2 separate regions of the Homo sapiens genome follow, and region 2 is linked to region 1. A link is a contact called in ENCODE Hi-C or POLR2A ChIA-PET data. All regions are on one chromosome and are shown on one strand. Each heading gives the region's core, a stretch centred on a gene start or an enhancer-like site at or near the end of the contact. The rest is flanking DNA. Distances are from core to core; before and after follow the strand shown.

Region 1 (3,673 bases), core at 863-3,362:
GCAACTAAGAGGATTTATAATAGATTTAAAGGTTCAATGTTTAATAAATATCTTAAAGTTCACTAGAGAAAAAATCCTTATTGCGAGATAACGTGGACCTATTGGGAAGCTTGGCAGATCTGTACTTCAGAGCTGGAGACAATAAAAACTCTGTCCTCAAGTTTGAACAGGCACAGATGTTGGATCCTTATCTGATAAAAGGTAAGTAATTCTTGGGGCAGGAAGACAGTGGCTGTTGTTGGGGGGGATCAGAGATAATAGGGAGAATATGCAGCATTAATACTCGATACCAAGTTTCATAGAAATGGTGTATAAAACTTATACTAGTCTTTTACTTTTTTTAGGTCATGACACATGTCTCTAACGCTTAGGTAATACCATTTGAGCAGCTGTTTTTGCTTGAATTCAAGTGTCTTCTCCCCACAGATCATTATTTGGCTTTTTTTCTTTTGAGGGGGTCATAGCTCCTCCTTATGACTTATAAATTTATGGTGTGCCTGACTGAGAATTTGGATGGCATCCCTAAAACCATAATATCCTTTTAGGGAATTTTGTTTTGCCATGTCCTTAGTATAATTAAAAAGGAATAAGAAAGGGATAAGGTGATTAAAGGCAGTAATTAGGCGTGAACAACAGAAAAATCACTGATCTTGAAAAAGATTGCAGGTGAAGGGTAATCTTCACAGGGACCTCCAACAGATGGCAGTTAGGACACTGGCAGTGAGTTCTCAGGAATAGTGGGAAATAAGGTCAGATAGATATGCTGTCTATTTGTAAAGGTCCAAAAAAGGCCATCAGAAAAACAGGGCCTTGTGACAATAAACAGTCTTATGAGCTCTTAAGCCAGGGGAATGATGGAGCTGGGAAGGGGCCATCCCAAGCGTTTAGATGAGGAAGCAGATCTAGAAGGATGGATTTGTTTGCACAAGATCTCCCCTCACCTCAAGTGCTTATTCCTCTTCTCCAAGCTGCCTGCACCCATGATGAAAATGATGTTTTAGAAATACTAGTCTGGCAACAGCTGGCAGCTTGGAATGGCAATGGCAGCTTGGAATCTCAGACCCAGGCCCAGGGGCTAGCAGGAGCATTGCAGTAATCTTGGCTTGAGAGGAATTTTCATGGGAATCTGAAGGGATAGCAAGGGATGGAAGAGAATGGTGGCAAGAGATGGGTAACAGTGAGCATAGGTCCCTTTTTATAGAATGTGGGTGAGAATAAAGCGGGGGCTGCGGAGAGGCAGTGATTTTTTATTTGTTTGTTTGAGACGGAGTTTCACTCTTGTCGCCCAGGCAGGAGTGCAGTGGCACAATCTCTGCTCACTGCAACCTCCGCCTCCTGGTTAAAGTGACTCTCCCACCTCAGCCTCCCGAGTAGCTGGGATTATAGGCGCCCGCCACCACACCCAACTAATTTTTGTATTTTTTTAGAAGAGACGGGGGTTTCACCATGTTAGCCAGGCTGGTCTGCAACTCCTGACCTTAGGTAATCCACCCGCCTCAGTCTCCCTAAGTGTTGGGATTACAGGCCTGAGCCACTGCACCCAGCCCGAGGCAGTGATCTTTAATGAACTGCATTCTGGATAGAACTACAAGCTTTTTTCTGGAATAGGCCAACTTTTTCTGAGACTGATTGGCTTTTCAGCAGTGTATTTCTGATGGTCTAGAACTCTGGGAAGAGAGACCTTAGTTGATGCCTTTTTTGGGCCTTTTCTGGTTGGGTTAGGGTAGCTGTGTATCACACCACAGGATAGAAGGACAAGCACTTCCTGAAAATAGCAGGCTTTCAAATTGTGAGGTAGGTTGTTCTGCTCCTTTGGTTTTTTGTTTTTTTTGTTTTTTTTTGTTTTTTTTTTGTGAGACAGAGTCTCACAGGCTGGAGTGCAGTGGTGCAATCTCGGCTCACTGCAACCTCCACCTCCTGGTTTAAGCAATTTTCTGCCTCAGCCTCTTGAGTAGCTGGGATTACAGGTGTGTGCCACCACGCCTGGCTAGTTTTTGTATTTTTAGTAGAGATGGGGTTTCACTATCTTGGCCAGGCTGGTCTTGAATTTCCACCTCGGCCTCCCAAAGTGCTGGGATTATAGGCATGAGTCACCGTGCCCGGCCTCCTTTGGTTTTGGTTTTGGTTTTGTTGTTAGAGACAGGGTCTCACTCTGTCACTCAGGCGGGAGTGGCACAAACATAGCTCACTGCAGCCTTGACCTCCTGGGCTCAAGCAATCCTCCTGCCTTAGCCCCCTGAGTAGCTGGGACCACAGGCATGTGCCACTGTGCTTGGCTAATTTTTTTTTCTTTCTATTTTATTTTACTTTATTTTATTTTATGTTTTAGACATAGTCTTACTCTGTTGCCCAGGCTGGAGTGCAGTGGTGCAATCTCGGCTCACTGCAACATCCGCCCTCTGAGTTCAAGCAATTCTCCTGCCTCAGCCTCCCGAGTAGCTGGTATTACAGGCGCCTGCCACTGTGCCTGGCTAATTTTTTGTATTTTTAGTAGAGACGGGGTTTCACCATCTTGGCCAGGCTGGTCTTGAACTCCTGACCTCGTGATCCACCTGCCTCAGCCTCCCAAAGTGCTGGGATTACAGGCATGAGCCACCGCGCCTGGCCCTTCTTTTTTCTTTTTTTTTTCTTTTTTTTTTTTTTTTTTTTTTTGAGACGGAGTCTCGCTCTGTAGCCAAGGCTAGAGTGCAGTGGCACGATCTTGGCTCACTGCAACCTCCGCCTCCCTGATTCAAGCGATTCTCCTGCCTCAGCCTCCTGAGTAGCTGGGATTACAGGCACACGCCACCATGCCCAGCTAATTTTTGTATTTTTAGTAGAGATGGGGTTTCACCTGTTAGCCTAGTCTCGAACTCCTGACCTCGTGATCTGCCCTCCTTGGCCTCCCAAAGTGCTGGGTTTACAGGCATGAACCACTGCACCTGGCCACTTGGCTGATATTTTAAAATTTCTTTAGAGACAGGGTCTCACCATATTGCCCAGGCTGGTCTTGAACTCCTGGGCCCAGGTGATCCTCCTGCCTCTGCCACCCAGAGTGCCAGGATTACAGGTGTGAGCCACCACGCCCAGCTGGGTTTTGCATTTTCTTTTTTTGAGACAGAGTCTCAGTCTGTCACCCAGGCAGTGCAGTGGCGTGATCTCGGCTCACTGCAACCTCTGTCTCCCTGGTTCAAGTGATCCTCCTGCCTCAGCCTCCCAAGTAGCTGGGATTACAGGCGCGTGCCACTATGCCCGGCTAATTTTTTGTATTTTCAGTAGAGATGAGGTTTCACCGTGTTAGCCAGGATGGTCTCGATCTCCTGACCTCGTGATCCACCTGCCTCGGCTTCTTAAAGTGCTGGAATTACAGGTGTGAGCCACTGTGCCCAACCTGGGTTTTGCATTTTAATAGTCACTTTGTAGGAAACTGGAAATAGTAGTTGGAGGAGCCTGTGATGGTGGAAAGGGCTTAGCCCCTGCAGGAGCTGGGGCCTCAGCATGGGGTCTGATGTTGGGTGCTACTCCTGTATGTGGGACCCCTGCTTCTCTTCTTAAAACACCTCTTCTCACTATGTCCTTCTCTTCTAGGAATGGATGTATATGGCTACCTACTGGCACGAGAAGGGCGGCTAGAGGATGTTGAGAACCTTGGATGCCGCCTTTTCAATATCTCTGATCAGCATGCAGAACCGTG
Region 2 (3,940 bases), core at 1,268-3,767, 47 kb before region 1:
GGTCTCTACTAAAAATACAAAAACCAGCCGGGCCGGGTGCGATGGCTCACGCCTGTAATCCCAGCAATTTGGGAGGCCCAGGCAGGCGGCTCACCTGAGGTCAGGAGTTTGAGACCAGCCTGACCAATATGATGAAACAATGTCTCTACTAAAAATACAAAAATTAGCCGGGCATGGTGGCACGCGCCCGTAATCCCAGCTATTCGGGAGGCTGACACAGAAGAATCGCTTGAACCTGAGAGGCAGAGGTTGCAGTGAGCCGAGATCGCACCATTGCACTCCAGCTTGGGCAACAAGAGCGAAACTCCATCTCAAAAAAAAAAAAAAAAAAAAAAAAAACTCAGCTGGGCGTGGTGGCGCATGCCTGTAATCCCAGCTACTCGGGAGGCTGAGGCAGGAGAATCGCTTAAACCTGGGAGGCAGAGGTTACGGTGAGCCGAAGGTTGCGGTAGGCTGAGATCGCGCCATTACACTCCAGCCTGGGCAACGAGTGAAACTTCGTCTCAAAAAAAAAAAACGGCCAGACGCGGTAGCTCACGCCTGTAATCCCAACACTTTGGGAGGCCAAGGCGGGCGGATCATAAGGTCAGGAGAATCGAGACCATCCTGGCTAACACAGTGAAACCTCCGTCTCTACTAAAAAAATACAAAAAATTAGCCAGGCGTGGTGGCGAGCGCCTGTAGTGCCAGCTACTCAGGAGGCTGTGGAAGGGGAATGGCGTGAACCTGGGAGGCGGAGCTTGCAGTGAGTGGAGATTGCACCACTGCACTCCAGCCTGGGCAAGAGAGTGAGACTCCATCTCCAAAAAAAAAAAAAAAAACCTAGAGTTTATGGTAGTACTTGAATGATTAGAGTATTTGCATTTTGTTTTTACGGGTGAATATATGATTTTAATATGTGGGTTAAATGCTCTTGAGCATCTGTTTAAAGACTTGAATTACAAGCTAGCTAAATACCACAGTTCACACAGCAAAAGGAATGGATATGTGAAAACCTACTCCATAGATAAACAGAAGGACAGTCCTGAAGCCAAAAGAGTGGTGGTGGTGTGTCGTGGGGGGTTTTGTTTGTTTAATTAAAATTTGTTTGTTTGTTTGTTTTTGAAACAGGGTATCACTGTTGCCCAGGCTGGAGTGCAGTGGCATGAACACGGCCCACTGCAGCCTCGACCTCTTGGGCTCAAACAATCTTCTCGCCTTAGCCTCCCCAGTAGCTGGGACTACAGGCACACATCTCCAGGCCCAGCTAATTTTGTATTTTTGGTAGAGATGGGGTATCATGTTTTTTTGTGTTTTTTGTTTTGGTTTGGTTTGTTTTTTGCTTTTTTTTTTTTTTTTTGAGACTGAGTCTCTCTCTGTCTCCCAGGCTGGAGTGCAGTGGTGCAATCTTGGCTCACTGGAACCTCTGCCTTCCAGGTTCAAGCTATTCTCCTGCCTCAGCCTCCTGAGTAACTGGGATTACAGGCTTGTGCCACCACGCCTGGCTAATTTTGTATTTTTAGTAGAGACGGGGCTTCACCATATTGGCCAGGCTGGTCTCAAACTCCTGACCTCAAGTGATCCATCCACCTCGGCCTCTTAAAGTCCTGGGATTACAGGTGTGAGTCACAGCGCCCAGCAAGACAAGGTTTTGCTGTGTTGTCCAGGCTGGTCTCAAACTCCTGGACTCAAGTGATCCACCCACCTCAGCCTCCCAAACACTGGGATTACAGGCATGAGCCACTGCACCTGTCCTAAATTAAAATTCTTAACCCAGAATCAGAGTTTTGGTGTTTGGGTTGGAACTTCTGCCACAGGGGTTACAGACATGTCAGAAAGGAGAGAAAGCCACCCTGATTCATTTCAAGATTACAGGTTTGGGGCCAGGCCTGGTGGCTAGAGGTCGAGGCTGCTATGAGCCATGATCGCACCACTGCACTCCAGCCTGGGCGACAGAGTTGAGACCCTGTCTCAAAAAAGAAAAAAAAATTTTATTTTAAACATATCACCACGTTGGCCAGGCTGGTCTTAAACTTCTGACCTTAAGTGATCCGCCTGCCTTGGCCTCCCAAAGTGCTGGCATAAGCGTGAGCCGCCGCGCCCAGCCAAATATATGTATGTATGTATATATATCTATAGACATATCTAGATATCTAGAGATATCTATAGATATCTAGAGATAGATCTATCGATCTATATATCTAGATATGTATCTAGATATAGATCTATCGATCTATATATCTAGATATATAGATCGATAGATATAGATCTATATATAGATATGTAGATATATAGAGCTATATAGATATATCTATATATAGATATGTAGATATATAGATCTATATATAGATATGTAGATATATCTATAGATAAATATCTATATATATAGATAGATATCTAGATATCTGTAGAGATCTATATAGATATATATATATTTTTGAGACGTAGTCTCGCTCTGTCTCCCAGGCTGGAGAGCAGTGGCGCGATCTCGGCTCACTGCAAGCTCCGCCTCGCTCCGCCTTCCGGGTTCACGCCATTCTCCTGCCTCAGCCTGCCGAGTAGCTGGGACTACAGGCGCCCGCCACCACGCCCCCCTAACTTTTTTGTATTTTTAGTAGAGACCACCGTGTTAGCCAGGATGGTCTCGATCTCCTGACCTCGTGATCCGCCCGCCTTGGCCCTCCAAAGTGCTGGGATTACAGGCGTGAGCCACCGTGCCCGGCCCCTTTTTTTTTTTTTTTTTTAATTGTGGAACCATCATGATAGAAAACCAGCTTACTCTGGGTCCTGTTCCCAGTTCCGTTACTGCCAGCAGGGGGCGCACGGGCCACAGGCGCTGGAACTAGCTTCTGGACCATTTCCCCTTGGGACTTTATCGTGGTAGGTGTTTTGTTTTGTTATATTTTGTTTTTTAATATATGCAAGAGGACAATTTCCAAATGATTTATTATAAATTATACATGAATATAGTCTGATTTTTTTTTTTTGATAGAGCCTTGCTCTGTCACCCAGGCTGGATTGCAGTGGCGCAATCTCAGCTCATTGCAACCTGCACCTCCTAGGTTCAAGCGATTCTCCTGCCTCGGCCTCCCAAATAGCTGGGATTACAGGCGTGCGCCACGATGCCCAGCTAATTTGTGGATTTTTAGTGGAGACAAGGTTACACCATGTTGGCCAGGCTGGTCTGAAACTCCTGACCTCAGGTGATCCACCCGCTTCAGCCTCCCAAAGTGCTAGGATTACAGGCGTGAGCCACCACGCCCGGTCCAATAGTATGAACTTTAAAATACAGCTTTAATTGAAATGTAATGCTGACATTAAAAACAATTATAATGTTGACTTTTTAGACAAGGTAATTTAGTAATAGTTCTCAGATTTTTATTTTCTTCCCCTTCTTTTTTTTTTTTTTTTTTTTTTTTTTTTTTTGAGACGGAGTCTCACTCTGTCGCCAAAGCTGGAGTACAGTGGCACCATCTCGGCTCACTGCAAGCTCCGCCTCCCTGGTTCATGCCATTCTCCTGCCTCAGCCTCCCGAGTAGCTGGGACTACAGGCGCCCGCCACCACGCCCGGCTAATTTTTTGTATTTTTAGTAGAGACGGGGTTTCACCGTGTTAGCCGGGATGGTTTCAATCTCCTGACCTCGTGATCCACCCGCCTCGGCCTCCTGAAGTGCTGGGATTACAGGTGTGAACCACCGCGCCCGGCCTTTTTTTTTTTTTTTTTTTTTTTTTAAATAAAGATGGGGTCTCACCATGTTGCCCACACTGATCTCGAACTCCTGGGCTCAAGTGATCCTCCTGCTTCAGCCTCTCAGAGTGCTAGGACTACAGGCGTGAGCCACTGCTCCCAGCCTCCAGATTTTATTATTTTTGATCAAGCAACTCAACTTCATATTGTTGAATGCTGGGAACACACACACACACACACACACACACACACACACGCACACACTGAAAATAG

What was found. Hi-C counts contacts between places; a loop is a spot of excess contacts on that map. ChIA-PET counts read pairs that join two places held with the same protein, here RNA polymerase II (POLR2A). Pooled maps may share reads with other maps.
Region 2: a loop to region 1 is called in a map of OCI-LY7, with 5 times the contacts of the local background. The contact joins two enhancer-like sites. A Hi-C loop is called at or near these places in 3 of 168 maps with a recorded cell type or tissue (K562, OCI-LY7 and posterior vena cava), 3 of 37 single-sample maps with no recorded cell type and 9 of 50 pooled maps. POLR2A ChIA-PET finds 5 or more read pairs at or near these places in 27 of 52 experiments (A549, A673, AG04450 and 21 more).

What each region holds. Positions count from the first base shown.
Region 1 is chr12:110,382,855-110,386,527 of GRCh38, reverse strand. ANAPC7 (anaphase promoting complex subunit 7) reads left to right here. Exons shown (of 11, transcript NM_016238.3): 6 at 59-201; 7 at 3,568-3,673. Among named protein-coding and RNA genes, the nearest start is that of ANAPC7, 19 kb to the left of the region's middle. RefSeq lists an enhancer at 1,728-1,787. Within about 2 kb of position 2,112, at least 3 of the 41 ENCODE cell types and tissues checked have a DNase peak (open chromatin) inside an H3K27ac peak, as active enhancers do; they include GM12878, where a contact is called at or near this core.
Region 2 is chr12:110,430,393-110,434,332 of GRCh38, reverse strand. It overlaps the pseudogene HMGA1P3. Among named protein-coding and RNA genes, the nearest start is that of ARPC3, 18 kb to the left of the region's middle. RefSeq lists an enhancer at 2,487-2,596. Within about 2 kb of position 2,517, at least 18 of the 41 ENCODE cell types and tissues checked have a DNase peak (open chromatin) inside an H3K27ac peak, as active enhancers do; they include GM12878, where a contact is called at or near this core.